2 separate regions of the Homo sapiens genome follow, and region 2 is linked to region 1. The links are chromatin loops, found by intact Hi-C in ENCODE. Cell type or tissue: pancreas. All regions are shown on one strand. Links, peaks and the distances in the headings refer to the core of each region. The heading gives the core; the rest is flanking DNA.

Evidence for each region. A loop is a pair of places that touch in the nucleus more often than their neighbours do. Peaks named below come from ENCODE experiments on the same cell type or tissue, not always from the same donor. Only the 100,000 strongest peaks of a DNase experiment are listed, where the experiment ranks them.
Region 2: a loop joins it to region 1, with 3 times the contacts of the local background. A loop is called at or near these places in 66 of 110 quality-filtered maps.

The regions. Positions count from the first base shown.
Region 1 is chr1:211,322,448-211,325,368 of GRCh38, forward strand. No RefSeq gene overlaps it. Among named protein-coding and RNA genes, the nearest start is that of TRAF5, 2.9 kb to the right of the region's middle. In pancreas, for the core only: a CTCF peak has its summit at 1,182; no DNase peak of the experiment used is centred there.
Region 2 is chr1:211,468,945-211,471,865 of GRCh38, forward strand. No RefSeq gene overlaps it. Among named protein-coding and RNA genes, the nearest start is that of RD3, 22 kb to the right of the region's middle. In pancreas, for the core only: a CTCF peak has its summit at 1,298 (motif pointing right); a DNase peak (open chromatin) is centred at 1,267; H3K27ac peaks cover 1,307 bases.

The DNA.
Region 1 (2,921 bases), core at 179-2,678:
GCCCTTCCTGAGCTTATGCCTTTCTTTCTAATGCTTCTGTCCTGTTTTCTGTGAAATGGAAGATGTGACTAACCAGGGTTCCAAGATCATTGCTTGAAATCTCAGCATATAGAGTAAGCACCATTCTCAAAAATAAATACCAAATAAATGGTCTTCCTTGTTACCAACCTATTAAAAAATCCAAGACCAAACTGTGCCAATCAAACCTATTATCTTACTTCATGATTCCTAAGGCTAAACAATAACTTTTAAATCTATATTGTAATGGCTTCTGGTGATTATGCAGAATTAATATGTTAAAATGTTTTCCTAGCAGTGATAGGAATTGCATGTGTGAATCTTATTAAAGAAACTGTCAAAGAGGACAGAATTCATACTTAGCCAGGTGTACAATGAAGACAGGAGGTCTAATGTAAAAACAATAAAAATCTCATTTCTCCAGCCAAGGCTGACCATCAGACAATTAAACCATGAACAGGAATAAAGAAGGGTGTGTTTATGTATCAAGCAGGGGATCCCCTGGAATAAATACATAATATATGGCCATAGGAACAGTACAGGTCTGCTTTTTTCAACTGGTGCTGACCCTATAACACAGTAAATAACAATAGAGTAAAACAAGGTAGAACAAAAGAAACATGGTTTTTTCTTAAGCTCCTAAGTTAAAGGTGCAGCTGCTGAATGCACATACACAGGTTCTTTTGCAAAGGGAGGCTTAAAAAAATTTACATCGGTCCCTGCCCCATCCCAGTACTCCCCGCCTCTCTTCTTGTGGTGGTCAGCACACTGACAGGCAGAGCTGAGCTAAAGGTTATTTGATGGAAGCAGAGGGATCAGTCATTCATATATTGTCTCAATACAACACCTACTTAGTGAGCAAGCTGAGTATTCTCTGTGCACAAGACCCTGAGATCTGCATTTTGCCTGGAAGTGGTTTGCTGCTACAGTATATCACATTTTCCATGTGTGGTTCTGTTTACAGACAAAGACTTTCCATTGTAACTTGCAATGGAGTCAAAGTCGCAATCTATGGCCCAAGGAGAGGATTTTCCCTCCTTATCTGATCTCACTGATCTCTAGGTGATGGGAAGTATGAACTTTTGCCCTGCAAGCTAACTCACTACATTGATCAGTCTCGTCACAGAGGAGCAGCCTGAGGAAGATAATGCATCCATCTACTATTCCAGTAGGCGGCGTCCTCACCTCTCCATCAGCACCATCTTTACATTGGCAGCCAGGGCTGCAGTCTCTCACCCTAATTTATACAGCAAATTAAACAGCTGAAATCCATGTCTTCGGGCGTCTGGGGCAATCTTACGGTGTCTAGAAGCAACAGATAAAAGGGTTAGTGCTTTTCTTCTGCATAAAACTGTAGTGTATAGTTCAGCCCTGGTCTTATTTTGTAGCTGAATTTAGTTTGAAGGTTGGATTCTCTTCAATGTTAGATATAATGTTGAACTTAATGCTGAATATTTTCAAAACACTAAAAGTACTAAAATTTGTCTTTAAGTTGTTTTGTTTGAATTCACATCAGTCATTTATTTGAGGGGTAGGGTATAGTGGCTAGGAGTACCAGAACCAGACTTCCCAGAATTCAAATTCTGCCTCTCTCAAACTAAGAATTTTGTGATTCTGGGCAAATTGCTCAATAGATAAGATTTTCCATCTATAAAATGGAGTTGATTATTAAATGAGTTAATATAAAAAACACTGAGCACAGTACCTGGTATATAAAACGTAATAGGCCGGGCACAGAGGCTCATGCCTATAATCCCAGCACTTTGGTAGGCCGAGGTGGGTGGATCACTTGGGATCAGGAATCTGAGACCAGCCTGGCCAACATGGCGAAATTCCATCTCTACTAAAAATACAAAAATTAGCTAGGTGTGGTGGTGCACGCCTATAGTCCCAGCTACTCGGGAGGCTGAGGTGGGAGAATTGTTTAAACCCAGGACGTGGAGGTTGCAGTGAGCCAAGATCACGCCACTGCACTCTATCCTGGGTGACAGAGCGAGATTCCATCTAAAAAAAAAAAAAAGAAACCTTAATAAACGTTAGTTATCACTTGAAGGTATTTAATGTTTTTTTATATGTGCATTTATGTACATACAGGATTCAAATTCCGCTTTATGATCAACAGGGAATTGGGACTATGTTACTGACTTCTGACTAATACCCGTCTAAAATTCCTTTACCCTTTCCACTTAGACGCAGCCCTCGAGTTATGCGGCCCCCATTTCCCACCACAATAAAGATCCACCTCTCTATCCCAGGTTTTATTCCATCATATTTAAGGCTTGGATGTAATTTTTGGAACAATTGACTGCTTTATTTAGTTGGTGGGGAGAGGAGTAGGAGAGAGAAGCAAATTACAGTCAATGACAGGACCAGGGATTCTGAGCATACCTGCATGTATGCATACTAGACACTGATGTTCCAGCCAGTGAAAGGAGATATAACTTCTAAAAAACAGTATCAACTTTATTATGCTTGGAAGTAATGAGAAGAGAGGCAAGAAGCAGGCAATGGTAAGAGAAAGCGGGTGGGACGTAGTGGCTTGCACATTTAATCCCAGCACTTTGGGAGGTCGAGGTGGGAGGATCGCTTAAACCCAGGAGTTTGAGACCAGCCTGGGCAACATAGTAAGTCTCCATCTCTTCAAAAAAAAAAAAAAAAAAAAAGGAGCTGGGGGAGGTGGGCGTAGTGGTGTGTGCCTGTAGTCCCAGCTACTCTGGGGGCTGAAGCGGCAGAATTACTTGAGCCCAGGAGATCCAGCCTGCAGTGAGCTGTGATCATGCCCCTGCACTCCAGCCTGGGTGACAGAGTGAGAACCTCTCTCAAAAAATACACACCCACAAAAAGAGAGGGAAAGTATAGTGTATGGCAGAACAGGAAGGAGAACTTGGGTTCACTAAGCACCT
Region 2 (2,921 bases), core at 279-2,778, 150 kb after region 1:
TGGGTTGTTAGTGGTGGTTTGTCTATATCAACTGGTCCACAAAAGACAAAAATGACAGCCAACAGAATAACAGAGAATGACACCTAAGAAAATAGAAAAGAGGAAGAAAAAATGAATTATACTTCTCTTTTGGAGCTCTCCTGTGAGAACAAAGCGGGGATTGATATTTTTCTGGGGACCAACTGATTGTGGCCATCAAAATTCTGAGTCCTGAGAGGCATACATTTTTGGCTATTCAGCATTAGGCAGTAAGTTATCCTAAGTAAAAACGTCTCCAGGAAAAGAGAAGAGAAATCAAACACTGTGCTTTTGGTAGCTGTGGATTTGCTAAGTTGTTCCTAGAGCAGCATCATGTTGCAAAAGAAGCAGTTTTCTAGGAATCAAGAGAACTAAGTTCAAGTTACTGCCAGAGAGGCAGAGAGGCCTCTACAGCTGATGAGAAATGGGTTTAAATTCTGGCTATGCCTGCTACTCTCTTTACAACTTTGAAAAGTCAGCCATCTAAACCTCTGCTTCTGTACCTGTAAAATGGAGATAAAAATACCTGCCTCACCATGTTGTTTGTGAGGATAAAATGAGATAATGCACGCACCATGCTCAGCATGTGCCTTACTCACATAGTAAGTGTCCCAAAATGGTGGGTCATTTTCTTGCTACTCTTGCCAGTGATTTCCTGTTTGATGGTGGGCAAATTGCTTAGCTCCTGGCTACACTGGAAAGGATGTTGCTTTCTCATCTACCTCCCAGAGTTAGTGTGGAGGTCAAATGAGAAAATGAACTGAAGGAAAGCAATGTGATGTGGTGGTAGGTGGGAGGCATCCAAGCTAAGCCTCAGGAAACAGAGGCTACACCATGGGGACAGGTCACTGAGGACCCAGAGGCAAGTGAGCAAGTGGAAAATAAGAGCACACACATAACACAGCAAGAAGCCTTTGAACACCCTTCTGGTTCCAGGAGCTTTATATGCCTTGATATCAGTTAATTTCCACAACCACAGTGTCGTGCAAATATTGTTACTCAAATGAGAAAACTGAGACTCAGCAAAGTTAAGTAGCTGTGCCAAGGTCACACTGTTTGTAGATGTCACAGCAGGTGCTCCATGTCTGCAGCTGAGAGAGGATGTGACGGCGCAAGTCTCTTGTCCTGCCAAAGGCTATCCTGGGCAAACCTGCAAAGGGAGGCTGCTTCCGGCTGGAGAAGAATGGTGCACTCAGAGCGCACTCTGCTCCGGTACAGGCGCTGATCCATGGGGATCCCACAGCCAGCACAATGGACTCTCTGGCTGAGCCGCCCGTGACCACCAGGGGGCCTTCACGGGACCTCTGCAAATAAGAACAAACTTGATTCCCAGGACCGGCTCGCATCTGAAGATGGCTTTAAGCCCAACGGTCAAACATGTCACTTTTACCTGTTCTGAGGACAAGGGCAGCACCTGCACCCTCCCACTCACCTTTACTAGCTCCAGCTGCCTCCCTCCCAGTTCTACCACTTGGCACAAGAAGCAGGAAAGAGTTCCCTACAACCCACTCCCAGACAGCTATTTCTACCTGCTGGATTACAACTTTCTCATTTTCTCTCTCTCTCTTCTTCTCTCTCTCTCACCCCTTATGAATAGTGTCCATAACAGACACCAGATAATTTTCATCCTATGTAATTGTATTCTTGCAGGTTTATAAAAAAAGCTCAGATCTTATCACCCTCTCCATTTTCTAGTTGCTATAAAATGGTATTTGCAGCACTCTTGACAAGATACATTTTGGCCAGGCATGGTGGCTCACACCTGTAATCCCAGCATTTTGGAAGACTGAGGTGGGTAGATCACCTGAGGTCAGGAGTTCGAGACCAGCCTGGCCAATATGGTGAAACCCTGTTTCTACTAAAAATACAAAAATTAGCTGGGCATGGTGGTATTTTATTTGTAAAAAAAAAAATATGAAAATAGCCTGCAACCCCAGCTATTTGGGAGGCTGAGTCAGGAGAATTGCTTAAACTGGAAGGAAGAGGTTGCAATGAGCCAAGATCGTGCCACTGCACTCCACTCCAGGCTGGGCAACAGAGCGAGACTCTGTCTAAAAAAAAAAAAAAGATACATCTCATCTTCAAGCATTTCCTGAATGCTGCTAAGGAGATGATAAACATCGATCACAGCTGATAAACATCTATGTGATAAACTACTTTGCAACCATCTATCTCTAACATAAGATCACATAACCATTGTAATAGGTCCAAAGCGCATTAATCTATTGAAATGAAATCATTTGTGCATGTGTTAGAGTTAAATAGATTCAGTTGTGCCAACAGAGAATTTCCTGATTTCCCCAGAAAGAATAATCTAAAACCATAGTTTTCAGCCTTGGCTGCACAATGGAACCACCTAGAAAACTTTAGAAAAACTGATGCCTGAGTCCCATCCCAAGTTTCTGATTTAACTGGCCTGAGATGTGGCCTGGGTGCCAGATAATCTAATGTGCAGCCAAGCTTGAGAACCACAGATCTAAAAGATGAGGGAAATTGGGCTCAAGGGCAATGATTAAAGAGCCAGGTCTGGACACTCCAGAGGAAGGAAGGTGAAAAGTGCTCTTCAGTGTGTTCAATCGACTTTCAGTTACCCATACTAATTGAAGAGAAGACTGTCACAGACAACTGTAAGATCTTAAACTTGAAAGTTCTTTTATAGTTGGGAAAGCATTTGATCTTATTTAAACCTCACCACAAGCCTGGGCAGTAGAAAGGTATCTATGCTTCTCTAATAGATAAGGAACAGGAGCCTCAAGAGAGTGAATGATTTGCAAAGATGTAAGTGGCAGAATAATTTCACCAGAACTATAATCCAGAATGTTCAATAGCCTCAAAATTCAAACAATTTTATCTAGACCGTTAAATTCCTTTTGTTCCCCTGAGTAAGAGCAAAATCTGCTCAT